Regions from separate parts of the Homo sapiens genome. Here region 2 is linked to region 1. The links are chromatin loops, found by intact Hi-C in ENCODE. Cell type or tissue: CD4-positive, alpha-beta T cell. All regions are shown on one strand. Each heading gives the region's core, and the rest is flanking DNA. Links, peaks and the distances in the headings are about the cores only.

The links. Peaks named below come from ENCODE experiments on the same cell type or tissue, not always from the same donor. Only the 100,000 strongest peaks of a DNase experiment are listed, where the experiment ranks them.
Region 2: it touches region 1 in a loop (5-fold over the local background); 2 of 110 quality-filtered maps call a loop at or near these places.

Annotation. Positions count from the first base shown.
Region 1 is chrX:124,729,994-124,746,466 of GRCh38, forward strand. It overlaps TENM1 (teneurin transmembrane protein 1), which reads right to left. Exons shown (of 35, transcript NM_001163278.2): 7 at 6,964-7,204. Among named protein-coding and RNA genes, the nearest start is that of SH2D1A, 390 kb to the left of the region's middle. In CD4-positive, alpha-beta T cell, for the core only: no CTCF peak of the experiment used is centred there; DNase peaks (open chromatin) are centred at 6,768 and 7,108; H3K4me3 peaks cover 1,147 bases.
Region 2 is chrX:124,663,661-124,680,133 of GRCh38, forward strand. It overlaps TENM1 (teneurin transmembrane protein 1), which reads right to left. Exons shown (of 35, transcript NM_001163278.2): 9 at 8,023-8,175. Among named protein-coding and RNA genes, the nearest start is that of SH2D1A, 330 kb to the left of the region's middle. In CD4-positive, alpha-beta T cell, for the core only: no CTCF peak of the experiment used is centred there; no DNase peak of the experiment used is centred there.

The DNA.
Region 1 (16,473 bases), core at 2,930-10,929:
TGAGTAGCTGGGATTACAGGGACCTGCCACCACACCTGGCTAATTATTGTAGTTGTAGTAGAGATGGGGTGTCACCATGTTGGCCAGGCTGGTCCGGAACTCCTGACCTCAGGTGATCCACCCGCCTCAGCCTCCCAAAGTGTTGGGATTACAGGTGTGAGCCACCGGGCCAGGCCAAGTGTATTCTATTTAAAAGCATGCTAAGAGAGGAAGTGGAATGATGTTGTATATGTTTACTTTGAGGAAATTATGAATGGAAGGGTAGAAATACCTTTAGTTAGATAAAGATAGCAATAGGGACAAAAAGTAAAATAATCTCTTGTGTTATTATTGCTATTATTATTACTAATATTTACGGAGTGCTCATTATGTTCATGGCTGCTCTAAGCACATTGCAATTAGGAACTCATTTAATGCTCACAATGGCCTTATGAGCTAGGTTTTACTATTATCCTTACTTTACAGATGAGAAAACCGAGACATGGTGATGATAATTAATGTGCCCAATGTCACATGACTAATAGGTAGTGGATTGGAGAGTCTATAATAAGACACTTGGCCAGAAGGAGACAACGGATGCTGATTTTCAACACAGATCACAAAAGCGTCGTAGGAGGAAAGGGTAGTAAACATGAGTGATTTCAACTCCATAAACATCTGCTAGTTGTATCGATTTGCAAAATGCAAATATATGGCAAGTTCCCAAATTTTTGTGTTAATGACTACACCTCCCAAAAGGTAGAGAAAATAAGAAACTTGCCTCTCTGACTGACTTAGAAAAAGAGAAACTGGTGAGTTGAAGGTGATAGGAACCTTTAGAGGAAGTGAAGTATTTTATCTTAGAGTCCATAAGTACCTTATAAGGCCCAAATCCCAGACTTTAGGAAAAGAGCTTGCTGAAGTAAAGTAGGTACAATTTCATGCCCTGAGATACTCTAATATGGAGATGAATTAAGAGAGTTGGGAAGTTATTATATTTTATTTTTTTTAACCTGTTGAAACCAGTGTGTCTGTACTGGGTGTTATCCATTCACATTCAGTTTGGATTTCAAAAGAACAGGTGCCAAAATAAAGGGATGAAAACCAAAAATAAGTAAGTTTAAGAGGGCATGATGAAAATAATGCTAAGAAGAATTATACCCCAAATGAGCCTGAGGCTTGAGAAAAAAACTGCTAAAGATGACAGAAAAGTGCTTTTTAAAAAATATATTTAAACCAAGAAGAGCAAGGGTAGGAGAGACATGCAACCCATGAAATTGTTATTGGATGGCCAATATCTGAGAGGCCTTCTCAACTACTGTACTAGTTTTCTTTGTGAAAAAGAATGATGATAGACTTGAAATGGTAAAATCAATATCAGTAACCATAAATTGAAGCTAAAATAGGCAAAGCAGTCATTAAAAGGCATTTGGCTGTTCTATAATAAATGAATTAAAATTCTATCCCAGAGTGGTCAGAGGTCTTGGAGATTGGATTACCCTGTCACAGTTGCTAAAGTTTTAGCAACTGTAGTGTGGTTGAAGTGTGACAGGAGACTAGAAACAGAAAACATTGGCTTTAGTTTTCAAAATAAACAGGAAGCATATGGACTCCTTAGACTAGACCAAGAAACAGGTTGATTAAATACAAAATTCTACAACAGGTTAATAAAAGAACAGTTTGTGAGCGCTTAGGAAAAAAGTAGTAACCATAAGAAAGCAAGCAGTATAAATTCTCTAAGAACAAGTTATGTTAGACAATCTCATTTCATTTCTATTCTTGACATGGTTATTAGATTGGAAGATCGGTAAGAATGTAAGCATACTATATCTGAATATCAGCAAGGCATTTAACAAGGTCTCCCATAATATGGCTATGAACAAGATGGAGAAATGTGGGTTGTTAGTAAAAGAATGTTGCCTAATAGATAAATGTCACCAGTGGCATGCACAGAGATCTAACCCTAATCTGGTCTTATGTAACATTTGTATCGATAACTTACATAAAAAAGAGGGAAGCATACCTAACAAGCCTACAGATGACATAATTCTGAGAGCAAAAGCAAATAGTTTGTATGGTAGAATTAGAACTCAGCAACATTTCCACATGCTAACAAGATGAGATCAAATTAGGCCAAATCAAGGCTCCAAATATATTTCCACTGTTATCTTCCATACCAAACACAAAACTGAAAAAGAATCAACTATGTACTTACAGAATAAATAAAACGTGGTTTAGCTTCAGAACATGTTAAACAGGCTTTGGGGTTTAGTTTCCGGTGTTCTCAATGTGTATGGATAGTGTCATGTGGCCACCAAAAAAGCTGATACTGGAGTAGACAGCATTAACGAAAATACATAATTAGAACAAGAGAGGTGGCTAATTGTTGGTCATAGCATAAAATCCTCAGTGAATCAGTCAAAATGACTGACTGCTGAGAGTCCCATCTAAGGAACATCAAATCTGCTCACGGTCCTTCCTCAAGGGACAACCATAGATGGCCATGTTGTTTATTTTAATCACATGACTTTTCTCTCCCCGTAGCCTCAGTTGACTATGAGAATAATTGCCAGGGCTTGCCAAAAAACTGAAACACAGCCTGCTATAAAAGGGATGAACTGGGCTAATCAAATTCCCTCTTAGGGTTTTGAGCCTACAGTGACCAAGATAATAATGCAGTTAGCAATGGGACATGCAGCTGAAGGGATGAGGTGAGAGGTGTGAGGAGGTACTCTTGGAGTCATGTGGTACAGTGGAGAAAAGACATCGTTATGAGATAGTAGAAACTATGTGGTAGACAAAATAAATATTGAGCTGATGGAAAGAATAAGCTATTGGACAAAGAAACAGACAGAGAGGAGCAAAAATGCAGAGAACTGCTGAGTCTTATTAATGCTAGAGATCCACAGTCTTTGCCTTTCCTTTGGGGATTGACCAGAGTTTCCCGCGTTCCCGGGGACTGACAACACATACACTGAAAAGATGTTCTCAATTACTCGAGGCAACCTGAATGTCTCTGGCTTCTTGCAACCAGAGAGGCTAATAAGAACCCACACCTGCATTCAGCCTTGAACATTACATTTCAAGAGCAGTTTGGACAAACTGGAGTGTTCTAAAGAAAGAGACCAGGAAGGGAGATTTGAAACCCATTAATGTGAGGAACAGGTTGAAGGAATTGGGGAAACATTTAGCACAAAGAATAGAGGACTCAAGAATAGTGAAGGGCTGTCAGTTGTAAGGGGAATTTTACTTATTCTGTGAGACCCTAAAATTAGATTTGAGAAAAATGGGCAGAGTTAAGAAGGGATAGATTTTGGTTCAAAAAGAATCTTCTAGTAGTTGTTTGAGGTAGAGTGGAATAACTTAGGAATAAGCCAATTACCTATTTTGGAGATATTTATGCAAAGGCAAGTGGCCACTTAGTAGGGATAGTAATGTTACCTTTTAATTGTGTAGTGCTTTACAGTATATGAGGCACTTTCTACTACGTTAGTTTGATTTTCCTAATTAGGAAGTCAGGCATTTGTATATTCATTTTTACAGATGAGGAGGCTGAGGCTCAGACAGGTTCTGTTACACAGTTCATGTATAAGTTCCTGGATACCCACAGTTACCTTTATTGACTACATGAGAAATGAACATTTTAAAGGCTATATTTGAACAATGCTAGTTGATAGAGCTAATAACGTTTCTGGCTTTTAAAAAATCATCATTGTGATGCTAAATATATGTTCAAATGTACTAAAAAGGTACTCTGTTCACTCTTACATGAAAACTTATGTTCTTCTCTGCGTCTTAAGAAACTGAGACCAATTAATATATTCCTTGCATAGATACAGAAGGTCCGTGGGTGCAGTTTGTACAAACATGCCTAGATGTACATTTCAAATAAGAATAATTTTCTCTCTCCATTTGCCTGAACCCATTCCCCACTCTCTCCCAGATTTTCTGTTATTTGGCTTCAAAGACGAAAGGAGTGTGTTTGCTTGTCAGAACTGCTACTTAACCATATTGCCCTGTTGTTTCCTCAGCTCTCTATCACTAAGCTCTGCAAATGAACTAAAAGTAAAATGAGGAAATAACCACTGTTTGAAAACTCCTTGAAGAAGATATACATTGTTCTTTGCATTTTACCCTTTACTCACCTCCCCCTTTCAATTAAAAAAGAAAGAAAAGAAAAGAAAAGAAAAGATACAGGGCTGGGCACGGTGGCTCACGCCTGTAATCCCAGCACTTTGGGAGGGTGAGGCGGGCAGATCACAAGGTCCGGAATTCAAGACCAGTCTAGCCAATATGGTGAAACCCTGTCTCTACTAAAAATACAAAAATTAGCTGGGCGTGGTGGCATATGCCTATAGTCCCAGCTACTCTGGACGCTGAGGCAGGAGAATCGTTTGAATCCAGGAAGTGGAGGTTGTAGTGAGCCAAGATCTTGCCACCGCACTCCAGCCTGGGCGACAGAAGGAGACTGTCTCAAATAAATAAATAAATAAATAAATAAATAAATAAATAAATACAGAAACTCTATCACTAGTATAGTTCTAATTGGGTTATTGTCACCATAGGTGCTGACTGCTATATTTTTCTCTTGGAATGTAGCAGAAATCACCCTTTATGAAACCATTTAATCTGGTAAGTGATGGATGATACTGTTTCCTGGACATGGGCCATAGTACTTGCAGTTTGTTGATGGTGAAATATTCTCTGATGCCATGGTTGGTATTTAATTTAATATGCTGCTAAACAACAAAAACAATAACAACCAGTCTTAGGAGAGTTGACTAGTCCTTCTCTTTCCATTCCAATTCCCAGAGATCAGATTAGAAGGTGATACCAGACATTGTTTATCAAGTAGTATATTATACCCATTTTTTACATACAAATGTCTTTAGAAAAAGTTTCTGTAAATTGGATAGCTATAGGTAGAAGGAAACTGGACTCCTATCCCTCACTGTATACAAAAATTAACTCAAGATGGATTAAATACTTAAATATAACACCAGAAACTATAAAAATACTAGAAGACAGCCTAGGAAAAAACTCTTCAGGACATTGGCCTAGGCAAGAAATTTTATGACCAAGACCTCAAAAGCAAATGCAACAACAACAAAAATAGACAAATTTGGCTTAATTAAGCTAAAAAGCTTCTGCATAGCAAAATAAATAATCAACAGAGTAAACAGACAACACACAGAATGGGAGAAAATATTTGCAAACAATGCATCCAAGAAAGGACTAATATCCAGAATCTACAAGGAACTTAAACAAATCAACAAGAAAAAAATACCCAAAAATTCCTGTTAAAAAGTGGGCAAAGGACATGAACAGACATTTCTCAAAAGGTGCTGTATAAGTGGTCAACAAACAGATGAAAAAATGCTCAACATTATTAATTATCAGAGAAATGCAAATTAAGACCACAATGAAATACGATCTCATACCATTCAGAATGGCTATTATTAAAAAGTCAAAAAACAACAGGTATTGGTGAAAATGTGGAGAAAAGGCAATGCTTATACACTGTTGGTGGGAATAAAAATTAACACAACCTCTGGAAAACAGTATGGCGATTTTTAATAGAACTTCCATTTGATTCATCAATGCACTTCTGGGTATCTACCCAAAGAAAAATAAATCATTATATCAAAAAGACACCTGCATGCATGTGTTTATCACAGCACAATACACAAGAGCAAAATCATGGAATCAACCTAAGTGTCCATCAATGAATAATTGGATGAAGAAAATGTGGTATATATACACCATAGAGTACCACAGAGCCTTAAAAAAAAATCATGTTTTTTGCAGCAACATGGATAGAGCTGTAGGCCATTATTCAAAGTAAGCTAACTCAGTAACAGAAAATCAAATACCACATGTTCTCACTTATAACTGGGAGTTAAACAATGGCTATTCATGGACATAAAAATGGAAATGATAGACCCTTGGGACTCCAAAAAAGGGAGGATGGGCGGGGAGTGAGGGTTAGAAAATTACCTATTGGGTACAATGTTCACCCTTTAGGTGAGGGTACACTAGAAGCCCAAACCTCACCACTGCACAATATATCCATGTAACAAACATGCACATGTATCCCCGAATCTATAAAAATAAAACAAAAATAAAAGCTTCCATTGTAGAACTAAATAAGGCACACAAAAAAACAAGGGGAAGTCCTTGAATTTCAAAGAAAATAGAATCTATGTTTTATTAGTTAGTGTTTTTCTATGTCAATATAAAGTTGTAATGTTTGATTTAAGAAAGTGACTAGAAATGATGAATAATTTCTTTATTAATTGTATCTGGTGCTAAAATCTATCATGATCAAGGGACCTAGAACTGCAAAGAGTAGAACTTTTATCATGACAAAGCTCTGAGGAGTCAATCTAGAAATCTAAACATGTGAAGAAAAACAGAGGCAAACTTTTTTGCTCAAAAGACCAAAAGCTTCACCCTAAAGGCAGAATTTAGTTTTTAAACTTACACATATACTTCCATTACATGAGGCTGATCCTTTTTTTTTTTAATGTTTGAAGGCAACTTATTTTTTCAAAGAATCTTACAATAAATAAAATAGAAATGATCACTCCTCCTCCAGTTGTGTTTGGGTTTTCTTGTAATACTGCAGTTTTTTAAAACAAGGGACAATTGCCTTTCACTTTGAGGCTGCAGTGACAGCTTAGATAATTGCTTTGTTTTATGTTTTTGTGGATATGTGACAGCAGGGTGTTTATGTATCTGCGGCTTCATCTTTTCACGTGTATCTGCTTTGGTCTGTGGCTGTGGCTGGATCTAGATGTTTGTGTCTGTTTGCACATCTGCGCCTGTGAAGGAGTCTTCCTTTTTGCCCATGCATCTGGGTGTGTATCGGTTTGTGCATTTGTGTGTCTCTGCAGATGTGTGTGATGAAATGAGTTTCTGCAATCAGTAGAACCATCCTCTGCCAATACTTAAGTTTAGTGGGATCAATAATAGCTCAAGTACCTGGTCTCCAATGGTATGTTGCTGTTCAGGACCCAGCTGTTATGCAGATGGACTGAATCCTGCGTGCTGGTTGGGGGAGCTGGAGCAGCTGGGCTGGGCTGGCTGCGGGTAGTCATTGATCTCCTCTGAAGAGAGTCCGCTGCAGGGGGTGGCTTCCTGGCACAGGTGCAGGCATGAGGAGGCGGAGGTGGCGGTGGGAGGGGTCTGAAGGTGAACTGGTTGTGTGGGCTGCTCTGCACATCTAAAGAGGAGAGAAGAGAAACATAAAATAGAGACTTACTCTCCCACTTGGCAGTCAGGGAAACCAGCATGACAGACTTACCAGGATTTCAGATAATAAAACCTGTGGGGTGAGGGAGGTTGTTTTAAGTTCAGTCTATCTGTAAAAATGCCACTTAACTTACAAAAGCACGTGCAGCATGCTTATGAAATGTAAAACATTCACAGTTGCATTTACATGTAAATTCTTTAGGGCTATAGCAGCTAAAAAGTAAATGAGGCCGCCTCACACCATTTGTCATAGTTTCTGCTACTGAACAAATAAATCATCAACAAGACACCAAGTTACAGAACAGAAGTGAGCTGATTTCCATCAGTTGCAAAATTCTCACTTCAGAAAATGCTAGTAAAAGGCACAAATTTGTTGCAAGGAAAATCATTCGGCACTTCAAATAAAAATATAAGGCCACCTTCTGGCTTACCTCAGGAAAGGATGTGAGCTTGCCTATACGGGAGCAAATCCATATTTTAGAAAAACAGCTCACGAGTGTGTCGCTTGGCTGTGTGAAACTAATCTCTTTGTCAGCCCCCCAACTAGAGTGCTACTTGTAAAAGGTAGGCTAAAAGAAGTTTGTTCAAGTTGTTATACATATTTCCATGGTCATGCAAAGCACAGTCTGCAACTTTTTTCCTTTGCCACACCTTTCTAGGAGCTCTGCCATGTTAGCGGCAGCTTAGGCAGCAAGGAAACAGATTTTTTTTCTGCTCGTTTGCAGAGGGGCAGCCTGGGACAGCGGTCCTCAGGCTTCTATTGTTGCTATTGCTTGGTATTTTTCCATTGTTTTCCTGGCAGGCACACGTAAAGACAGTGAGTTAGAATTTGGCCCATGAGAAATACCTCAATTAAACCCCTTTAAAAAGAAATCACTATTGTAGCTGATAGCCACCTCTCTTCCACAGGAGAAACATAATAGATGTCAAGTGATTTCTTGTAACACCAGCACGTTCTGGATAAACTTTGTGGACAGCATGGCCTTGTCCCACCTCCCAAATGACTGAGAGTTGAAAAGCAGAAAAACGCCAGAGGCTTTCGATGCCTAGCAAAGGACTCAGCTGGTTTGTGCTGAGGCCCACTTTGCAGTGGCTGATCACAGAAAAAAAAAAAATCACTTCTTTCAATCTTTTTACTTCAAACTTGAATTTTAAAGACATTGGCATGGTTTTTTATTTTTAAAAACGATATTAGCCTCCCAAGAGCATGACAAATTCTTGGCTGTATTTTCTAGCACAGGTGGCTCTCCCTTTAAATAAACTCACTATATGAAAATCTGAATTGTACAAAAGATAGATAGAGAAGGGAGTGGTGATCATTCATTTTATAAAAAGGATTCCTTTAGATGGTCAGCTATCCTTGTATATTTTAAAAGAACTAAAATGTTTCATGAATTTCCTAAGTCACCCCCATTATTCCAGGCCCAGCTCAAATCCCATATTCACTAAAAAAAATCATCACAAATACTTAACATCTCATTAACTTTTTTTAAACCTCTGGGCTCATACTCATAACCGTAACTAGAAGTGTGCTTTCCATTTTGGGGACTCAAAGAAGCATAGAATGTTGAAACCCAAAGGACTTTGGAGATGCTCTCATTTTGCAAATGAGAAAACAAGTCCAGGGACACTTGGCAAGTTAGTGGCATGGCCAGGACTAGAACTCACATCTCTTGACTCTCTGGCTAATGCTCCATTCCCTGTATTGCAGATCTCTGTAATATGAGTTCTCTTTTCCTTCATAAGATTTAGAGACAAAGAATTGTCCACATTTTCTTGATTTTTCACTTAGGTTTATTACGTCTGCTTTTCTCTTTGACCATGACTCCTTAAATGTAGAAAGGAAGGCAGTGTGGTGTAATGGTATGCAACACAGCACAGTGGAAAGAGGAGAGGACTTGGACTGGGATGTATGGCAAATCTGGGTTTAAGTTCTGCCTCTACCCTTTAGAAGCTTTAACCCCTCATTTGTAAAATAAGGATAATAATAATCCCTTTTCCTAACAATTAAATTTAATTCATGTAAAATGTGCTTGAGCATGCATTTTATTGACTATTTCTTTATTGAATGTAATAAAAGTATAAAAGTATAAAACTATAAGGCTGGAAGAAATCATAGGGATCACCTAGTTAAGCTTGCCTCTCTCCACTCGCCATTTTACAGATGAGAAACCCAAGACCCAAAGAGGTGAACTGACTTGCTCAAGGTCATTCAACTTGGATACTTTTTCCTGCCCATGCCAGATGATTTCTTTACTCTTTTTCTGTACGTGTTTTTGTAAATTAAGTGACATTTTAACAGATAGACTGAACTTAAAACTCTCCCCCACCCCCATGGGTTATGTTATCTGAAATCCCAGTACTCTGCCCAGCACTCTTTCCATTATGCTACTTCGGAACATAAACATGACTCTCTTCTATGACTTTAACATTTACTATTTTTGCCATAAATTTGATCCCTGAGTTGGCAATATTATAGCATCCCCATCATATTCTATGTGTTTTGCCTTTTCTCCCAAAATAGACTGCATGTTTCTTAGAATAAGGTTTCCTTCTACTTCTCCTGTATGCTGTATGACATTGAGCAAAGTACTGGGTACAGAGCAAGATCTCTAAAATCTTTTGCTAATAGAAGAGGGTTTGACTGGATCATGGGACCCAGATAATCACCTTCTGTGTTCCCTTTGGCTCTCATTCTGATGTAGCCACTGGCTATCTATTCAATTGACAGAGAAGTAGGTTTTCCCCTTGAAGATCTTAGTGGAATGCCTCCCAGAGCCATGACAAAGGACAATGATACTCTGAAGAAGGTGCTTAAAATGATGCCCCTTCATGATGTGAAAAAAGCACCAGTGACACACTACAGATCTACTGTCTAATGCCACGTGTGGGAGAGCACTTAATGACCCGAGGGAAGGGAGGAAAAGGTGCAAGTCCAAGGTTAGAAGAAAAAGAGGAGTCAATTTGAGGTCTTGTGCTCAGAACCCCTCTAAACAACATGCATGACATTTACTAGCTTAATCAGTAGGGGTTTCTGTCAGCACAGTTGTGCAAGAGAAAGGGTTTCTCTTCAGTACAGTTGTTCAAAAGAAAAAGAATATCTCATTGACATCAGATTTATTGCCTGCTAGATTACCTCACAATCTTTGCAACTCTATTATGAAAAATGATAAAAATTTTACTTCATTGAAAAGTGCAATCATAGTATTATTATTTCTGTTGCAGGTAGAATGGCTTTGTCTAGTCATTTAGATTATCTACGTATAATGCATATCCATATACATATATGGATATTTTGATTTTCATCTATTTTACTGTGTATTTTTATTTCCACATTTCAAATATGTGGAAGTTTCCCTGCTAGTTCATATTGTCTTTAAACGCTTTCACAATATTGGATTGTTGCACTGAGTGGAATACATCCAGACCTTAAGCCTTTATGAAATGCAAATGATCTCAGATTCATTCTTTTTTTCACCTCAGGAAAAAGATGGGGAATGCACTTGTTCCCTCCCAAATGAAGTAATTTAATACTTGGGATCCATGAAATGGGATTTCCCAACATTAAACACTAATGAAAAATACATTAGTGTTCAGTGTCAGAAGCTCTAGAACACCAATTCTAGGGGTTTGCGAGTCACATACACTCACTTCCAAATGTATCTGGCAACCATACACTTCTGTGCCCCAGAGAGAGGAAGGGAGAAGGGGGGAGTGGTGATTATGCAAATGTAGATATCCAGACTTACTTACAAAGCTTTCTGAAAATAAATTAAGTTTTCAAATGGAAAGGTCTAATTCACATAATATACTTGGATAGTAGCCAGTTTCAGGTTTGAGGTCCTAAAATAACTTGGTAAGATAATTTCTCAGGAGCAAAATTCCTCCAAACTGTAGATTTGAGACATTTTAAGTGTGGCAGAGCTACTAATAGAAGTATAAGCCTTCAGAAACAACATTGCCTCTGTCTCCAAAAGGTAAGTGCAAGAAGAAACGTGTCACGCATAGTTTTTTCTTTTTTCCTTTTCTTCTCTTTTTGCCAATACACCTTATTTTGGATAATGTGTTAGAGAAAGCTTTCACAAGAAATTAGAGTATCTCTGCTCAGAAATACTGTGGCAACTTATCAGAGTGTCTATCAGGGTGTTTTGTCCCTTACATTTCATTAACATATACAGTCAGTTCTGCTACAAGACAAAGCATGCATTTCTGCAATTCACTGCACTATGCAAAATCACACCTAACCAAAGGGTTATGGAAAAAATGAAGTTAGGGATGCAACATTCAGAAACATAATCAATGACGCATTAAAAAAAAAGGAACCTAATAAGAATGACAGCATAGTTTGTCATATATTAATGGTTAAGGGATACGCGAATGCCATACCAAATATGACACTTTATCTTGTGAAAGTGGGTGCCAGAAGAGTTGCAAATTGTGAGTTATTGTGAAGTGGTGAAAAGGAAAGTTATCTGATTAGGACGGAAACTTCTAAATACCAGATGTGGATGGGACAGGCTCCTATCCACATGTGGTGAGCTGAAATAGCTGATGGATATTGCAGGTATATACATGTGCCCATTTTGTGTATTCTTACGCAGTTCATTCTGCTGTATGCAGTTTTCTGCATTCATCTAGTGCTTTTAACAGATGGAATTGCGCATATGCAAACGCAAAATTTGTCTTAAGTTCAAACTGTTCTCAAACATCCCAATGGCAAAGGAAAAAATTAACCTTTATAAAACGAGCACTGTAGCAGCACTGGCTGTACATGCAAAATAATTTTCGGTAGGTGTTAAAAATAAATATTGTCAGTATTACAGTAATGCCAAATAGACATTTTTCTTGAAAAATTTGACCAAAGTAGATACATGGCTAGCTTTTCTGAAATCCATGTACTAAATTGATCATTCTTTTCTTTAGTGACACTGTGACAATACCTTCCCTAAATATGTTTTTTCCCAAGGTTACTATGCAGTGTACGTTGTCAAAAGGGGCACATATATTCCTATAGCTCTAGAAAAAGGTCACGGAGAGTCAGAAATCATGTCTGTACTTCCTGGTCTTAGTATGTGTTTCATTATCTCCTTGGCCAAGGGGAAGGGTAGCTCCACAATTCTTTATCTACAACTATGGAATCAAAGAATCTCTGAAAAATGAGTTTGTTTTCCCCTAACTCACTGGGTGGCAAAAGCTGACCTGAAATGCTTTGAGGATATTTATGGTCTTTACTTATTTATCTAATTTCATAAATTTTGGTGGCAAAGCCTGACCTGAAGTGATATGAGGACATTTATAGTCTTCATTTATTTATCTTATTTTGTGAATTTTCATACATTTAGGTAAGAAAGTATTAATGCATTTTATTAAGGGGTGCTGGCCCATACCTCACTCTGGGTGAGTGTATATATAATATACAGTATATGTACAGCAGCACCTTTGTAAAATTTGAAAAATTCTAAATTCTGAAAAAAGTGGACCCCAAAGGTTTTGGATAAGGGATTATGGGCCTGTATTAGTATTTAACCACCTTCCTGAGCTCTTATGAGGCAATATTAATTAATGCCTCTGAAGACCATATAATCTACACGTGCAAAGAACATCAGGGCACCAAGAGTTATTGCCATACTACTTATGTCAGATCTCTCAAGGCCAATTAGAAGTCTTTGGTTCCTGAGGTTGCTTTTCTGAGCTGCCCTCCCCTTCTAGGCAGGAGTAGGGGGTAAAAGGAAACAGGCTTAAAAGAAAGAGAAGATATTTTCTTATTAATATTAACTATTACTACTAACTCAAAATGTATGTTACTACTTAATGGTATTTTACCTGTCACAAAGAGCTTTTGTAACTTGTGAGCAGGTAGTTTTAAGATTTGCATGTTACGGCTAATATCCATTAACTTCATAGTGCTCAATGATCATCAAATTAGACTTAAATGTATCTGGCTGTTCTGTTCTCAACCTCGTAATTATTATTAGAGGCTCAAAAGAATAAAAAGGTAAGAAAACTGGTTTTCAGAAGAAAATAAACAATACAGTTTATCACTTTTCTGGCTCAAATAATACTGCTTTAATATTAATATACCAACATCCTTTATTAAAAGCAGATTTATCAGTTAAATAAACCATTGGATTGAGAATGGAAATAAAGTCCATTCGATAGGTAATGCTTAATAAATACTTATGTATAAATGGGCATGTGCATGAGTGACGCACAGACAACAACAGAAAGAGTCAGAAGGAGAGAGAAATAGAGAGGAGATATCACAACTGAAGCAGATGACTGAAGGAGAACAGTCACAGAGGCTCTGGGGGAAAGCTAACAATAAATTACAATGTTTTCTAGTTTCCATGGGCTCAACCTGGTTCTGGATTACTGCATTCTGCATGGCTTCCACAGCCCTGGATACTATTTACTGTTTTTCGGATTGTCAAGTACATCCCTTTGAGGACTTTGAATGGCCCTCTCACTAAGCCAGCAGGTAAGATATAGTATGCTGTGTTAATTTCTGTCAGTTAGGTTGATCTTTGTTACAATCACTGGAAATGAAGGTCAACAATAAAGCACCTATGATCCTTTGACATGTTTGTGCTGAAATTCATATTTATATTTTAGTCTCTCTATAAGCTGATACTCATCTTTAGAGGGAGTGCTGGTCTACATCCAGAAAGTCCAAATTTTCTACTTTCTAGTTTAATTAATCTCTTTTCCTGTTCTCCAATTTGTTGTGCAAGCATACAAGTTAGTCAAAGATCCACAAAGCAGCCCTCCCCCAGCCCATTTCTTCCTGTCTCTGTTATAGAGGGAAGCCAACTGTGCTGTACACTGTATTGGTTTTACATAGTACAATCAGCCAACCTCAGGCATAATACTCAATATTCCTGCCAATAAGTGTCTGGTTTTTTAACTCAGTCAAACAATCCAGGACTTTACAATCAAGAAAAAAAGATAAGGCTGTGGTAAATGCCATTTTGTTTAAATTATTGTAGTAATTGCTCAAACTACCTAATTTTCTTGGTTGTGAAAATACAAGATGGATATAACTCTGCTAATATTTGTAGAGTAGTTTCGTAATGTTAAAAAAAAGAAAAATGAAGCCAATATATTTGTCATCTTAGAAAATTGTCATTTTTCTAAGTAGAGTGGTAAAGAGCTCTACTTTATGGCACAATTTGGAATTTTAAATGTCAATATTTAAACGTTAGTATACGGTATTAGTTAGCAATTAAAATTAGTGGTTGGCCAAAGCCTTTTCACTATAGCCTTGAAAGAAACTGTTATCTGTTATGTACCATGAAACATGAAATAGATAATTGCCCTGTTTTATCTTATGTTGACAATGATATTGTGGCTTCTGTTATTACCCAGTGAAGTATATCAAAAAGAAAATATAAAAAAGTAATGATCCTTTAAAATTTCATATTTAGTTTATACTCAAACTAAAGTCTTATGTAGGTATTTCAATTATTTTCAATCTTCAAGTTCATTATTTATTTGCAGGTAGGTAATGGAGGGTTATGAATTAATTGACAGTGTATCATTTAATGAATTAGCTAATAAGAGATATCCTGAACATTTATAAAGTTTTCATTTTCAGGGCTTTATTTTTATTACACTGTTATAAATGGTCACCCTGTATTTGTTCAAAAGGCAAAGAATGCAAATCGCTCCAATGTTATTTATAAAGATAGAACGCAATGTTTGAAGCACAAATCAGGAAAACATTACAACTGTGTCTGAAGTTTCAAGAAAAGTATTTTTCAAGCTATCATATGTTAAATAGTGAGGGCACGCTATATTAAGAATAAACAAAAAAAGCAAAAGGCAAAAATTCTAGAGTATAAAAAAGCATAGAGGCTAGGGAAGCCTCGGAAAGGTTTCACCCTTGTCCAAATTTTTCAAATAAAGGCTGAAGAAAATGTTCTCGTAACCACCGTTGTCTGGTTATTTGGCAAGAAAGATCCCCTGTACTCCATAGTTCCTCTCCACCAGCACAACTTTAAGAACAAAGGGCACTCATGGACACCTAATGGAGTGATGGAGAGGAACCCTGGCATCTATAATTGGGAGCTAAACAAGTACATAGCCCTCATCTGGGACAATGGGAAGAGATGTCACTATTATAGCAGTATTCACAAGAGCCAGAGGATTCTCAAATTTCACTCATGTTTTGGCCCTTTGCTCCAGTTCAGCAATGCTCAGATATAGGATCAAAACATGCCAATGTTTTGCGGTCACCTGTTGCTATAATAGAGGGCTGAAATTCACAAATGATTTATTTTTAAAAAGTATAGATGAGTGGACTCAGGGTGATGCCTCTAATAGTGCCACTCTCACTGAGTTGCATTTGGATGTGCTTTCTTGGATGGGAGAGAAAGGGGTTGGGGTTATAGCTAGTGATAGGAATTGGGTACAACTCTGATCTTATAAGCAATTGTAATAAGTGATTTTCATATCCATATGCTTGTAAAGTGATTCTACTCATACCATGGGAGGGACGAAGACTTGCTTATCTTTCCCCTCTGAACGACAACAACAAAAAGGAAATAGGAAGCATTAAAAAAAGGAGTCCTGGTATTCTCATATGAGTAACATGTACATGTTATTCAAATATGTCGGGGCCAAAACATTTTTTTTTCAGAATTATGATCTTAATGATTGCTGGTAGAACACTACTGGCTGCCACCAATCTTTCTGTCTGACATCTAATGGGCTAGTGAGGGAGCCTCCTAAGAAGTATGAGCAGGAAAGTAACAATTCTGTAGGAAGGACAGAGAAAGTTTTATTTCCCCTCTTGCATTCAAGCTATGCATATACTTGTCTTGTATCAGGATGTGAGTCTGAATCATCTTTATATCTCCCACATACAACCCATAATTTTATTCAAGTTTATTATTTTGTTTATTTACAAATTTAATTAATTTGAGTGAATTCAAAAATTTAAAGTTTGAATTCAATCAAGTTTTATTTTATAAAAAAGTTATAGCAACCATGGTGGGTGAGAGTGTTTTATGATGCCAAATAACTTATTTGATTGAATTATTCACATTCCTAACAGCTGTTTTGGCATTGTGTGGGCACAGCCTGTATCTGAAAAGTTTTCTGCTTGAAATGTTCATTGATTGATTCATTATTACAAATTTTCATCTTCTTGTTTTTCAACATGGCATTTTAGTGAAATGTTAAATAGAGCTATTTTTTGGGAGATATGCCAAAATTACAACCTATTACTAAGCCTATCTT
Region 2 (16,473 bases), core at 4,584-12,583, 65 kb before region 1:
CTTAGTGACCCTGTCAGATGCAGACTGTTAGACTAGAGGGACCACAAGACAGACCTATTTCTTACTGCATCACAGGAAAGGTGTGTATTAGTTTTTTTTTTTTTTTTTAAGTAAAATGAGGATGAAAATGAAACAAGAATGAAACACTAAACATATATGACCAAGGACATTTAACGTGAATTTTTAATACAATAAATAAGTTTGTCTTTCAGCATAGGGAACCCTTTCCATAAATCTGTTTTAGAAGTCAAGTCTCCAGTATGCTTTAGGAAAGCTTTTGTTAAAACTGAAGTATATTGATAAAGTGATTTAATATAGTTGAAAACAAGCTGCAGCACTCTAGCTGGGCCCTCTGAAACCTTCTGTTAGGGAAACATCTATATAGCATTATAGGAAACATTTACTGTAATTCGCCATCAATCTTTAAAAATAATACTGTTACACTCCCAACAATGTTGTCTTTGTTAGCGCATTACTTCTATTTTATTCATGTGGTTTGTTGTGCTTACATGAATTATTCCCAATTCTACCTCAATATCTTGGGCTATAATATCCTTTAAATAAAAGATACTGAAACTATGGGTTGACTCAAAGGGCTGCTGAATATCCACATGTCCTATGAACCAATATTGCAGAACCACAGAATTATACTGCAGGACTGCGTTCCATCTGAATGCACAATGATTACCTGGGTGGGGTTGGTGCAGTTTTTTAGTTTGGTACCACATAATGAATCTTTATCTACTGATTGGGTCTGTGAAATAAATATCTGCCAAACCTTAAGTAAATTAAAATTTAACCTGTTATTTCAGGTCCACAATTGGCATTGTATAAAATGTTCCAAGGCATTTATGTCTCAGATAAAGCAAAAGAAAAAAAAAAAAAAAAAAAAAAAAGCAAAACACACACATACACACACAAACACACCCCTCTTCTGGATAGGTCCACAATGAAAGGTGGCTGTAAACAGTACATTTTGCACTGTCATTTAGTTTTCAATTCCCAAGAGTACTTGTGGGGTGTGTGTGTGTGTGTGTGTGTGTGTGTGTGTGTGTGTGTGTATCTTTTGCTTTGTGGAGGAGGGAGAATGCTCGCTGAAAGGAGATCTTAGATGTGAAATATAAGATTTGCCAAGTACTCTTAAGGAAGAGTACAGTATTTGAACTGTATGCATTGAGATTTTTAATCAAGATAGCCGTTATTTAAACAAACTGGCTTTGAGAAAGGAATTTTTTTGAAAAATGAAAGAAAAAGCCCAAGGAAGGGTGCTAACAGTAAGGAGAAACTGGATCACAATCTCAGCTCTGCCTTTAGTTATGTCTATTGTCTATTGCGCAAGGCAAGTCATGTAACTTTCTTGTGTTTTCCTTTTCAACTATAAAACATGGGTAACACGGCTGGGCGTGGTGGCTCACGCTTGTAATCCCAGCACTTTGGGAGGCCGAGGCGGGCAGATCACCGGAGGTTGGGAGTTCGAGACCAGCCTGACCAACATGAAGAAACCCTGTCTCCATTAAAAAAATTACAAAATTAGCCTGGCATGGTGGCACATGCCTCTAATCCTAGCTACTCGGGAGGCTGAGGCAGGAGAATCGCTTGAACCCGGGAGGCGGAAGTTGCGGTGAGCCGAGATTGCGCCATTGCACTCCAGCCTGGGCAACAAGAGCAAAACTCCGTCTCAAAAAAAAAAGAAAAGGTAACGATAGCTGCCACAGAATAAAACTATTATGTGGATAAAAGACATTAAAGTATTTTACAATTGTAAATGCTAAGTGCAAGCTGTGTTATATACATGTCAAAACTCCAAACTTATAAGGTAGGAAACTGGGAATTAATTGTTTGAATTGCAACGGAATTCTCTGCAAGTATTTTAAATGGCAAATGTGGTTTTACAAACTTTATAGATATACATTTCAACCTCTTTCCAGGAGTATATCCCTTTTGCAAAAATAGGTCCACTTTTACTTGTATTGGCTCATTATTCTTCCTTAACTGCAGAATTTGAACACTAACGCATAGTGTGTACAGCTGAAAGGGATCTTACAGATAAGTTAGCCTTGTGTTTTGTCAAAGCCTTAGCAGCTGCTGAGAGAATAGAGGGCAAATAAAGCAAAGAGGAAGGGAACGGGAGTTTTGCCAGGAATCTGCCCCCTTCCCTCGCCATATCTGGAGAAACTTGGCTTTTATCTGTTTTCTATTTAAATTTGTAATTTCTGGGTAAGATTTAATTTGTAAAAACGTTTTCACTGCCTGCTAGCCCCGCCTCTTCTCTGCCCCTAGAAACGGTTGAAAGCCAACTCCCTTATTTTTCAGATGAGAAACTGGAGCCTAGAGAGGTGAGGCAGTAGTCACTATTTGGTCTTGGCTAAAGCATCTTCATGACAGGCTATAAATTGTGTCATATCAATCAGCTGTATTTTGTTTACATGGTCATATATTCAGCAGACACTGACTAGAAAAACGTCATTTTTTTTCAACTTTGTGGAGATAGATTGTGCAGGATGAATTTAAAAGAAATGCCACTTTCCCCCAAGGCCAGGCTTATGCAAAATTGTAATGGAGATAAAGGCTGCTTTTAGTATTCTTTAGTTCTGTCTTTCCCCACCCATCCTTCTTTGTTCCCAGTGTTCTATTTTGGCATCCAACCTGCAGGAATTCAGTATCCTCAACTACCCAATAAATTTCATCTCCATTTATATTGCTACTGACAATACAAGACTTTACCTGAGCCTTAATGCTCCTGGAAAACAATTTTGCTTAAGAAATTCCCCAACCTTTTGTTTTCCGAAATTCTCCCACTTTTTTGTGTCCTGGGAAATGGCTTATGCAAAAAAACCGTAACAATGACAACAAACAAACAAAAGTCCAAACAAACACATACAAAACACCCTTCCCTAAATGACTTAAGATAAAACTCTCTGTCCCTTCTTTCCCATGATTTCCCTAAGACTCACCTATAATTCCACCCCTGAAAAGACCAAACACAGACTTTTCCCCTATTGCCTGAACCCACTGAAAGGCCGTATACAGACCCTCCAATTTCCTATTCTTTGTCTCATGAATAATTAGTTGAGATTAGAACTGTCTGTTTCCCTGAAACTAGCTAGAAACAAAGATACACATTTCCTGTTCAGCTAACTGATACTTCCCCTGATTGCAACACGATCCCACCAGTAAATCATCTCACATGTAACCCATCTACCCCTTCCTAATAAGACCAAGACAAACCTCCCTATTGCAATAGCCTGAATAAAATCAATTGTTTTACTTGTTCAGTTTTTCTCTGTGATACTTATTGAAAACCTTTTCAGAAATTTATATACTTAGTTTATCCTATACTATTACAATAACAGGTGAAAAATATAAAACGTGAAACTCGGTACCTTCTCTCCTAGTCCCAGCTCTTTCTATGTGATCTCAACTTTTCTGGACCTAATTTTCTTAATTTCTAAATAAGGATATTGGATTTGATAATCTTTAAGATTTTAACATTCTAATTTATTGATAAATTACGTGGGGGTAGTTATTTTTAATTTTATTTATAGACATTATATAACTCAGGTCTAGGAATAAGTCTTTTATTTGTTCATATCCTCTGCTCTGTTTAAAGCAGTTGTTACATAATGTTTACTGGTTAAATAGTTATAGGCCAGGCACAGTGGCTCACGTCTGTAATCCCAGCACTTTGGGAGGCCGAGGCAGGTGGATCACTTGAGGTCAGGAGTTTGAGACTAGCCTGGCCAACATGGTGAAACCCCATCTCTACTAAAAATACAAAAATTAGCTGGATGTGGTGGTGGGCACCTGTAGTCCCAGCTACTCAGGAGGCTGAGGCAGGAGAATCACTTGAACCTGGGAGGCGGAGGTTGCAGTGAGCCGAGATTGCACCACTGTACTCCAACCTGGGCGACAGAGTGAGACTCCATCTCAAAAAAAAAAAAAAAAATTATGACTAGTTTGTAAGACTCTAATGTAGTGAGGGACTATTTTGGTACAATACTTTCAATTTTATAAATATTTAATACTGACAACTGAGATTTTTCTGGTAGATTACAGTATGTGGTTGTGACTTATATCTGCTTATTGAAATTCTAGAGTGTTCGTAAATTTTTTAGCATACTAAATGTCTATAATCAAATACTCTTTTTCTTTCATTTGGATAACTAAGTGGTGAGAAAATTCTGTTTTCTCATGAGAAGCAGATATATAATATATATATATAACAACTGTTAATGGGAAACCAATTCCAGTAGAATTTGATGTTTCTTTAAAAAGTGCCATTCATCGCCATTCTAACTGGTGTGAGATGGTATCTCACTGTGGTTTTGATTTGCATTTCTCTGATGGCCAGTGATGATGAGCATTTTTTCATGTGTCTGTTGGCTGCATAAATGTCTTCTTTTGAGAAGTGTCTGTTCATATCCTTCACCTACTTTTTGATGGGGTTGTTTGTTTTTTTCTTGTAAATTTGTTTCAGTTCTTTGTAGATTCTGGATATTAGCCCTTTAGAATGGCGATCATTAAAAAGTCAGGAAACAACAGGTGCTGGAGAGGATGTAGAGAAATAGAAACACTTTTACACTGTTGGTGGGACTGTAAACTAGTTCAACCATTGTGGAAGACAGTGTGGCGATTCCTCAAGGATCTAGAACTAGAAATACCATTTGACCCAGCCATCCCATTACTGGGTATATACCCAAAGGATTATAAATCATGCTGCTATAAAGACACATGCACACGTATGTTTACTGCGGCACTATTCACAATAGCGAAGACTTGGAACCAACCCAAATGTCCATCAATGATAGACTGGATTAAGAAAATGTGGCACATATACACCATGAAATACTATGCAGCCATAAAAAAGGATAAGTTCATGTCCTTTGTAGGGACATGGATGAAGCGGGAAACCGTCATTCTCAGCAAACTAACACAAGGACAAAAAACCGAACACCGCATGTTCTCACTCATAGGTGGGAATTGAACAATGAGAACACATGGACACAGGAAGGGGAACATCACACTCTGGGGACTGTTGTGGGGTGGGGGGAGTGGGGAGGGATAGCATTAGGAGATATACCTAATGTTAAATGACGAGTTAATGGGTGCAGCACAACAACATGGCACATGTATACATATGTAACAAACCCGCACGTTGTGCACATGTACCCTAGAACTTAAAGTATAATAAAAGAAAGTGCCATTCATCATTATCTGATGATGATAGTGGTAACAGTTTAAAAATAATAGGTTTTAGATTGGTGAGTAGAGACCAAACTTTAAAGAGAGAAAACACTTCGATCTCAAGAAGGTCATCATTCACTGCAAAGTTCATAGTGGTTTGAAAGCAGGTTCTATAGCACCTAACGGAATGTCAATGAAGTTCAAAAACCTCAAGGTGATTTTCCAATCTTTTGGTCCGATAATAACTGCTGCTAAATTAAGCAATGTGTCAGACACTGTGCTATATGCTTTATATCAATTGTTTAATTAACTCCTTACTATGACCATATGAGACAGGTACTATTATTATCACCCTTATTTTACAGATGAGGGCACTGGCTGGGCGAGGTTGTGTCAATTACTTGAGGTTGGAGAGATAATGATGGTACAGTTAGTATTTAAAGCCAGGTCTCTCTGACTCCAGAATCCAGGCTTTTAACCACAGTGCTATAATGCCCAATCTTCTAGGAGAGTAGAGAAAACAATTTAGGAAGAATGGTCTGGTTGTCAGTTTCATATTTTAGTGCATACAGTATCAGGACAAGCTTCTAGAGCTGTATTTATGGGATGTGTCTTATGTAGAAAATCATAAAAGGATACAACTGAACATTTGAAAATATCCTTCTACTGTATTATATCTTCTGCAAGGTTTGGATTAGTATACATATGGCATTAAAAAAAAAAGGAGCTATGTTTTTACTTGGTAAGTAATATGCAGTAAAGACCTAATACAGCAAAACCATGATGTGCAGTTATAGTTAAGGTTTTGTTCAGGCTTCCAGAAAAAGTCAGGATAAGCTAGCAACTTGGTATATGAGGCATCAACCCATAATGATTTTTCTTAATAAAGTATTTAATTGAAGTCGGTTTGCTCTGTTTGTTGTTATAATTGAGCAGAAACTTAAATCATTTTTCATTTATGAGACTTGTCACAACACATTAAAAATAGAGGTGAGTAGAATTTCTCTAAAATCTATCACGAATAGACTCTGGGACTTTGCTTTCATTGTGTAAAAAGTTTTTTGTGGTCTTCACAGATATTCCATATGAGGATTTTAGTACAGTGTAGAAGTTAAGAGACTGGACTCTGGAATCAGACCACCACTTACTAGCTCTGTGACACTGGGCAAGTTACTTAACCTCTCTGTGCCTCTGTTTCTCATTTGGACAATGGGGACCATAATGTGACCTTCATGATATAATCCATGTAAAGTTTCTGGAACAATTCTTGACACGTGGTAATTTTAATTTAATTTTAGCCATCATCATCAACTTACTTTATGGAAAGGAATCAAAAGAGGTCTGAATTAGAATATAAAATCAAATATACTATAATGACAACTATGTGATGACCTGCTGTCTTGCATGTTTCATTTTCCTCAGACAGATAAATTCTGATTTTTAGTGTGAATGGCAAGAAACCCTAGGCAGATAATACCAAATGATAGCTCTTGTACTTTCAGATATAAGGGGATAAAACAGCAGAAGAGAAGGTAAGGGAGAAAAAGCAGGTAAGGGAGATAAGGAAGAAAAATCTGAGCAGTGAGTGTGGCAGACTTTCTTATCTGCCACCTCTGACCCCTCTACTCTCCTCAGCCACTCTCAGGAGTAACAGTGAAACTGCTGGGAAAGGTCACTCCAGGCTAGAAACAAGTATTTTGAAATGAGAACATACAGCAAACTGCATCATGAATTGAAAACTAGAGCAAACCATAATATTTTCCTGAACCCTAAGCATTAATTTTTACTGAAGCATGGATTACAGTTACCTTTTCAAAAGCACACAAAAACAAGAGGAAACAAAACCCACAAACAACCCCCCCGCCACCACGAAAGGAATTAAAAACACAAGGGAAGAGTAGTAACCCAAATAACTACTGTATTAAAAAATGATGTCTTAGTTGCAACTAATGAACCAAAATAAGACTGTGTTACCACCTGTATAAAATTGTAAGCTTCTTGGAGGTAAGGTTTTGGTCATTCATTCATTTATTTACGTTTGGTCTCCAAAAATTACTCAGGATATTGCTGGCTATATATATTATTCTCAATTTCTACCGTTTAAATTGACTTCCTGGAATTTTACAAGGCTCAAGTCCCTCTGTACTGAATCCTATTTCAATAAAAATATAAATTTCCAGCTATTTTCACTGCTTGTATATTAAGACTAAGATCATTCAGTGTGAATAAGATGTTGGGAGTGCTGGTACTGTGACATTTATTATAAATAAGTCAGGTAGTTCAAGCTCATGTTGGTTAAACTTAACAGTTCAGGACTCAAAGTGATTTTTTTTTTCTTTCTCCCAACTAGGAAGAATTCATGTTCCCAAACTAGAAAAAAATCATGTTATCCAACTTTGACATAAACATTCACCTTTACATTAAGCAGAAAAAGCTTTTTCGTATTACAAACAGAAGAAATTTCCATATACCCTTTGTAAAATGTTATATATAAATGCTGGGCTTGGACACAGAGAATGTAATCAAAATCCCACGTTGCTTCAGGGTAGTTATATGCGAAATGCAATTTCCATTGTATTGAAGCCTCCATTCTGTAAATATTTATCTATTTTCAAAATTGCCAACATATTTGAAAACTTTAATTGGTTTATACTCAAGGCACTGGAAACAAGGAAAATTTGCTTTCACAAGATATTTACATGCATTTATTCTGTCCACGTAGAGGACTTCTTTCAAGTGATCATGAAATTTAATGTGAAGTGAAACCATCCCAGCTACAGTTCTAATGACCAAATTAGAAGAAAAGTAATCAACAATCAATCATTTTGATCACTGTACCTTTTTTCTCTGATTTATCAGAAACTTTTCCTCCAATTGGAGAGTAAGTAGTGTCCATGGACTCGGTCCCCCTGTTCCCTTTGCTAACTCCATTTGCATACAGCTCTCCTTCAACTGGTTGCAACTGCCAAGTCAGGCCGAACAAATGCACTGCTGCAAGAGAACAAGCCATACATTAATTTATTCCAGACTCACTGAGAACATCTCCAAGCCAGGTATCCCTTTGCACCTAAAAATGTTACGAACAGTTTTCTTTTAGTTAGGCCAAGTAACTGGGAGTTTATACCTATACATCATACATGTAGCTACTTACATGCTACGACACACATATAAGTGTTAACAGCTGTTAAAGTAGCTGTTGTTAACATTTTGAGGCTAAAGCTATCCCAATGATAGGATTAGAAATTGGAATCAACTATAGTACAATTAGACTTAACTTCTCACTGCTGTGACCCTTTCCTTTTCCATTCCCCTTAGTCATGTAACACTAGTTTCCATATGGAAACTATTACAGAGTAATGGTGGACAGACTACCATGAGAACATGGAAGACCTTCTCTATGGCTTTAATTCAATTCAGTTCAGCAAATATTTCCTGAACGCCTAGTATGAATAAAGCCCTATGATAGTTGCTGCCGGTGTTAAAATGTAGATGCTTATTAGGGTGGGATTTGGTAGTAATACCAGGATAAAATAATATTATGCAGAATGATTGACATAAGACAGGTTTAAACTGCTATCAGAAGATTAAAAAGTACCCAGTGTTGGTCACTGTGCAGGAAGATGGGCACTCTCATACACTCCTGATGAGAGTATAAAAATACAGTGACCTTTTTTGGAGGGCAATGTGGCACCATTTATTAAATGAACTTAAAATCTGATTTACCCTTTGAGCTAACAATTTAATTTCTGTGAATTAACTATGAATGTTGCCAAAGTACAATGCTGTCTATTGTAACATCTGAAAACAATATTAGAAAGTTATGATCAATCTAAATATTCATCAAGAGGGGATTAATCAAATAACTGATGAGATAGTAAATAATACAAGATTATGCGGCTGCTAAAAATCATGTTGCAGAAGACCATGCAATGGCATGGGAAATATTCATAAGGTATCAAATGAAAAACATTAGGCTACTAAACATTATAAATAGTGTGATCTGAAGTGTGTGTGTTTGTGTATGTGTGCACATGTTCATGTCTGGAGAAAAAAAGGTTTGGAAGAATATATAGCAACATGTTAACAGCATGGGAAGCTTACAGAGAATTTTTATTTTTTTTATGATTTCTGTGTTTTCCATATTTTTTTTACAATGAACATGTGTAACATTTGCCATCTGTGAAAAAGAAAGCTTTCGGTTTAAAGGAACAGGAGGTTAAAATAGGTTGGGCTGATCAAGAATAATTTTTGAAGGAAGTGGGAGTAGATATAGACCTTGAAGGATGTGTAGGGCTTTGACAGGTGACAACGATTGGTGGGGAGAAGGGACAGGGCTGAACAAAATATGACTTTGTAAAGTACATGATGTATCTGAGGCAAAAGAAGTTGCTGGGGTTCACTGGAGCTTAGCTATGTGCTGGTGCCAGTGGAAGTTAACGCCAGAAAGGAAGATTAGAGCCATATTGTGGAGCACACTGGTGCCACACTTATACATTTGGATTCAACTTATTAGGCAACGCAGAGGCATTTCTATTTTTTGACAGGTTGAGTGATATGATCAGAATTTTTCGGATGATTAATTTGAGAGTGGGGAGCACTGAAGGTTTTTAGGCAAATAACTGATATAATAAAAACATCCTTTGCAGAAAGATAAATCCAGTAGTAGTATGGAGAAGAATGAATTGGAGACCTAAAGGTTTGGCAAATAAATCAATTGGGATGGCATTGCAATAATTTAGGAAAGAAGTAATTAGTGCCCCAATTAGAGTAGTGTCACAGGAGTGTCTCAGTTATTTGCAGTGGGAATGCAAAGAAGGAGATTTCTTAAGGAGAAATTGCATAAATGGCATTTCAGGATTTGGCAAGAAGTTTCTTTCTCTCTCTCTCTCCCTCTCTCTCGCTTTCTCTGTCTCTGTGTGTGTTTGTATACACATTCATGCATGTGTATAGGTGTGCTGTGGGAGGGCGTAGAAAAAAGTGAGAGAAAGGAGGGAGGAATCCAAAATGGTTAAGGTTTTGAGTCTAACTGAAACAATGGTGGAACCATTAATAGAGTTAGAGAATTCTTTATTAGTCTAGCACTTGCTACAAATAGTTGGTACTGGATTTGTGTTTTGTTGATTGATGACTATTTGAATATGTGGCTTGAGACAGGATGAGAAGATGCAAGGAATGCAATGAATTCAGCCTTTGGGGTTGTTGGGTGTCTGGGACTGATGGGCCCTCCAGATAGTGAATGCTAACTATAGGAGGTTTGAAGTTCTGGAGGATATTAGAGCTAGAAAAAGAATGAAAAGTCATATATGCACAGAGGCAATAGTTGAAGTTGTGAGAGTGAATGAAGTCACTGAAGGGAGAGAATGTTAGGAGAAAACAGTTCCTAGGGCAAAAAGCTGGAGAAACCTCTTGTTTGTTTTCTCATTGCATTTTTCAACATCAACCAAATCCTATCAAAAGGCAAAAAAAAAAAAAAAAAAAAAAAAAAGTGAATCTGCTCATAAGCCATTTCGTATTTCTCTTTGTGTTCCTAGGTGAACTGAAAGGGGCTAATTAGTATGTGTAACACTCATGTATAGTATTTGAGTTAGTGACCGAGAACAGAGAAGGATAGCCTATTTAAAAATCATTCATCCACTTTTAGTTGGAGCTAAAGAGATTTCTAACACCTACTTCCTAATTTATCCTTAAAACTTTTAAGCATTTAACTGGTTTCTACCCTTTTCTTTGGATTAAGGCCAGTGCTGCCTGATGAATTTCTCTTGCAATTATTGGAAATAATTTTAACTCAAAGGATAGTGGTTCTGAGTAAGGTATGGTATGGCACATTAATAAAGCTATATTAGTGACATCCTTGAGATTTCCTTGCCAATGGACTCTAGTTTAACACACCTGTTCCAATTAGAGGTATTTTTCCGTTTTACAGAAAATTTGGTCTACTCTGCCTCCCAAATAATTTGAATATGATGGATAGTAGGAGCTATATTGAAAATGTGTTTCATTCCCTGGGTTCAATTACTTCTGTGAAATTAGATGGACCATATATAACAAAAGGAATAGTAGATCTCATTTAGAAGACTAAGGGGGCTATTTTATATACTTTAAGTTGAGCCACTTTCCTGGCGGCACTTGAAAATGCGAGAAAATGCATGTGGTGAGATTCACTTCAAAATATATAAGGTAAGGATTAATTTTTCACCATCGAATGAAATGGACTGCTTCCAGCCAATCAAGACAGATAAAGAGGTATGGGCACATTTAGTAGAACACTCTTTGAGAGCAGTGAAGCTTTGTAATTTTTTGAACTTACTATATCTTTCCCAGGGAACAAGCTGTTTGTAATATATGTTTGTGTGAATATATAATGAAAGTTAATTATTTGCTACAGACCACAGACAGGTATCATGGCAAGGCTACTGGCCTTTTATTTCTTCCAAACATAGGTACTGGCCAACCAAAATGGCTATCAGATATAAACAACTAATACAGTCTAACCAGTGTGTACACACTGGCTGAATGTCAGCTTTAGATGCAGTATAAAGACAGCTTCCTTAGTTTCTAGTGGATTCCCATCCAGATTTATGCTATGTGTTTAGAGCCACACTGTTTAGGTGAGTCCCCCAAACCCAAGAATAGACATTATGAGCCAATTGGCTAGAATAAGGGTAAAATTAGTAATGAACAAACAGGGCAATATTAAGTCATATTCACATGTTGATTCAACAAATACTTTTTTGAGTGCTTACTTTAAACCAGGCACTGTTTTTTTTTTTTTTTCTGAGTTTACAGCAGCAAAAACATAAAAAAACCTCTACCCTCCCAGAACTTACATGAGAGGGTAGTGGGTTAAGACAGGCAAATAAAAAATACACGATATAAAATATAAGATAGAATACAACGTTAAGGGAACAAACCAAAAAACAAAAAACAACAAATAAACAAGATAACGTTGGGTAGTTATAAGTGCTATGAAGGTAAAAATAGGTAAGGGTGGTCAGAGAAGGCCTCTTGGAGGAGGTAACATTTGAACCAAGATTAGAATGAAGTGAAGCCATTGTGAATATCTAGTGGAAGAATCTTCCAGGCAGACAAAACAGAATTTATAGAAAGCCCTGAAGTCTTACATGAAGTGTGTGAGAAATACTAAGGAGCCCAGTGTGAGCTCAGTCAGAAAGGCAAAGAGTGGTAGGAACACTCATACACATAAGTCCTGGACCCATAATCTTGTTACCTCAGTACGCTAGCCAACTTTGCAAGCTGGTCACCAACAAATAAGAATTAGAAAGTAATAAACCTAAAATCTCACATACCAGAATATATACCTCCAAATGAGCACTGCTGGTTGAAGTAGATGTAATATAAGCACTCTTGACTGTAAGCAAGGTCAAAGTTACTGTTCCCTAAGACATATATAAAATATATATATATATATATATATATATATATATATATATATATATATATATATATATACTCAATGAATGGAGATGGATGCTACCCAGATCTCTGAGGGAGTACCCATCCTGTTATTTGCATTTCACTGAAATTCAATGGTTGGACAGAATGTTTATGTCTACTCAAATATTCCAGGAATGGTGTATTTTCAGCAGATTAAAAATGGCAGTCCCTAATGCTCTTTTAGCAAATGTTCCCTGATGCTGAGCCCTGTACATTTTACAATTATTCTCCTTCCTTTTCTATCCAATTGCAAAGAGCTGTGCTCTAAAATTATAAATTCATTACAAAGTTCAGGTAATGAATGGATTGTCTTGGCTCTCCTCAATTCCAAATTCAATCAAGCACCTTGGAACTCAAGGTAGGCTGACCCCATGTACAGAAGCTCTTCCTCTTCTTAACGTACACATTTCTGTAGCAACCTCCAAGTCTCTCTGCAGTTTTCTTTCTGCGTACTGTTAGAATGTTGGACTATGTTTCTCATAAATAAGACTGGTGGTCTCTAGCAACATTTATAATCAATAATCCTTTCCCATCCCACTCTCTTTCAAGAGGCACTCATTGACTCAAAAAAAAAAAAAAAAAAATCCCACAGGAATGCGTCAGAAGTAAATGTGGGAAATACATGCTGAATAACTTAGGCCTATGCTATCCAATATGGTAGCCACTCATCACATGTGTCTGTTGCACACTTGAAGTGTGGCTAGTCAGAGTTGAAGACTTGATATAAAAGAAAAAATATAAAAGATCACATTAATATTTTTATATTATTTACACATTGAAATGATAATATTTTGGATATATCAGGTTAAATAAAATATTTATTTAAATTAATTTCACCTGTTTCTTACTTTTTTAATATGGCTACTCTAAAACTTTAAATTACATACATGGTTCACAATTATTTCTGTTGAGCAGTGATGATCTTGGACTACCTACATTTCACAAAGAGATATGATGTTTCTCTTTTAGCACCCTATCATAGAATCTACCATACTATATTAAAGATATCTGTTTACATGTCTGTCTCATCATTATTAAGCACTCCAAAGGCAGGAACAATGCCTTCTGCATTTTTCTGTTTCTGGTACCTAACTCTGTGATTGGTAGTCAGGAAGTACTCTTCATTGCTGATAGGAGTGTACAGTGGTAAAGTGGCTTTGGAAGACAATGTTGATATCTATCACTATTTAAATTGAGAATATTCCTTGACCAAGGAATTCTACTTCTAGGAGTCTGTACTAAAGAAATAATCACATGTGGGGCATAAAGGGGCATGTGCAAGGAAATTCGCCATTGCATTGTTAATATATTGACTTTATTAATGTAGTTAAAAATTAGAACAACCAATATACCCATCTATGGAAGAGTGGTACACGCTTACTATGAAATCCTTTATAAGAATTAAAAGGACTGATACTGAGAAATTATCAGATTGAAGGAAACTAAGGAGACATGATGACTAAATACAATATGGGGATCTAGAAAGAATCCTGTAACAGAAAAGACTGTGGAAAAACTGGAGAACTCTGAATTAAACTCTAAGTTTAGTTAATAGCCTCATACCAATGTTAATGTCTTAGTTTTAGTAATTGTACTATGTGCAAGATGCTAATATTGGGAGAAGCTCAGTGACAGGAATACAGTGATTCTGTGCTATATTTGTAACTTTTCTGTAAGTCTAAAATTATTTCAAAATAAAAAGCCAAAAAGAGAGAGAAAAAGGACTGATCAAGTGATATGCTGGAGCTGGCTTATACTGGTTTACAAAAGCCAACTGTGCACATCTCTTCCCAATTCCACCTCCAATGACTTTATATTGGCAGTTGAAATTGACCATGGCAGGTGTATTTACATCCTGGGAATTAGGAAATGTGGCAGATCAGGCTTTTTGGGCCAGAGAGCTTGTTAAACATTTATCAACACATCACTGGATGATCTGTATGTACTGAAATGAAACAAGCTCTAAGATTTTATGAAAAATATTGTAGAACAATGCATATTCTACGATCTGGTTTTAGTAGAAAATATGTATTTATATATATTTACATTTTTTAAATGCATAGAAAGAGACCTGAAAAATGAATACCAAACTATTGATGTTTAGAGTAGGGAGCTGTGAAAACCAAAAGGATACTTTGACATTTTCATAGTATTGTTAGAATCTTTTACAATGATAATGTATTCATGTATTATTATATAATTTTAAAATACCAGGTGCTCAACAAACCTTTGTTAAGCTGAATGAATAGTTTCATTGTTTTATTCTATCTCTTTTATTGCTATTTTCTGTCTAAAATTGGGCTTTTCAAAACATTTCAAAGCAGCAGAACCATTCAGCAATTAAATATGAACAGTTCCCAGATACATAAAACAGATAAAACAGAATTTGACTGAAAGGGATTGGCTGTCCAAAAGATCCAAATAATATAGTTTGAAATCTAGTGGCCTACAAAATTATCTTCAAAATATCTGAATAAGGAAAATTTGGGTGTTGGGAAGAATTCCTTTTAGGTATTTAAATTTATTGAAATATCTTTATAGTGCTACTGTCAGGAGACAGGACCCCTTTTCATGTTATTATGTATCTTTTGGGGTTTTGTGTCCACTCTCTTACAGGTAATTTTTGAATACACCTAACAATAAATAGGGCTTTGATAATAAATATACAAGTTAACCTTGAAATTATAAGACTTTTAAGACAAATGTAACTTTGCTTTCAAGGAATTCATCTTGCACCTTGAAATGCAAAGATATTCAGCTAGGGGTGTTATATTTATTTGTTGCAAGAATTTTGGGTTTTTATTTTCTAAATCCACTAAATAAACCTATTTAGAAAGTTTGAAACCTATCTTACAAATAAAGTCCTGACCATTATGGATCATGTCCTGCTTCGCAGCATGCCAAGACAAAAGCATATAATATTTTCTAAGATACTTTGTTTTCCCTTTTTGTCAGCATTCTCCCCCTACTAGTTCCCTTCATGTTCCTTCAGGCTAGGGAATGCTACAGCTGTTGTACTTTACTTCCAAGGCTTGTCAAAACTACAGATCTGCTTGTATGTTGGACAGTTCCCTTCCTGAAATATATACGAAGTACATTACCCAGATGGTGACCCCTGATGACTTCAGGCTTTCAACTAACTCCCGTGGGAAGCAATTTCACCAGACCGATACTTCAGTGGCCATGATGTGAGACTAGATGCTTCTGCAATAAGGAATATCACTGCAAAAATAAATGCTACTTGAATTAAATGCAGTGACTGCCAACATTACAGAAACCAGGTTATCTTCCCATCTTAAAATAAATCCCATTTTTATTACATTAAACATCAAATTGGCATATGAGTGAACTATAGCCCTTTGATAAATTACCTTCAGATCTGAATTTTATCCTGATAATAACCATATTACATGCAGGATTGAAAACTATTAGTTTCAGAGAAGCATTTTTCAAGAACTAAATTAAAGAAGTAATGCATGTTTATTTATGGTATCTACTATTGCCTCAGCAGTTTCATTCAACTTTTCTCTTTTTTTCCTAGGGCTATACATATACATTTTATACTAAAAATATTATTTGTGCTTGCACTACATCATGAACATAAATAAAACATACTTAAATGTTTCTTTTTAAAGCAATTTAAATGTAGTCAGTATGGTTTTGAGGTCTCTTTCAAACATTTTTGAAAACCCGAAAAGCTGTTGTGTCGTATATAGGTAGAATTCCCTTTGAAAGAAAGAACTTCGCTAATTAAAAGAAAAAAAACAAAAGGCATTTTAACTTGAACTGTTTTACAAAACACATTTTGCAAGTCTGCCATGATGAAACATTAAA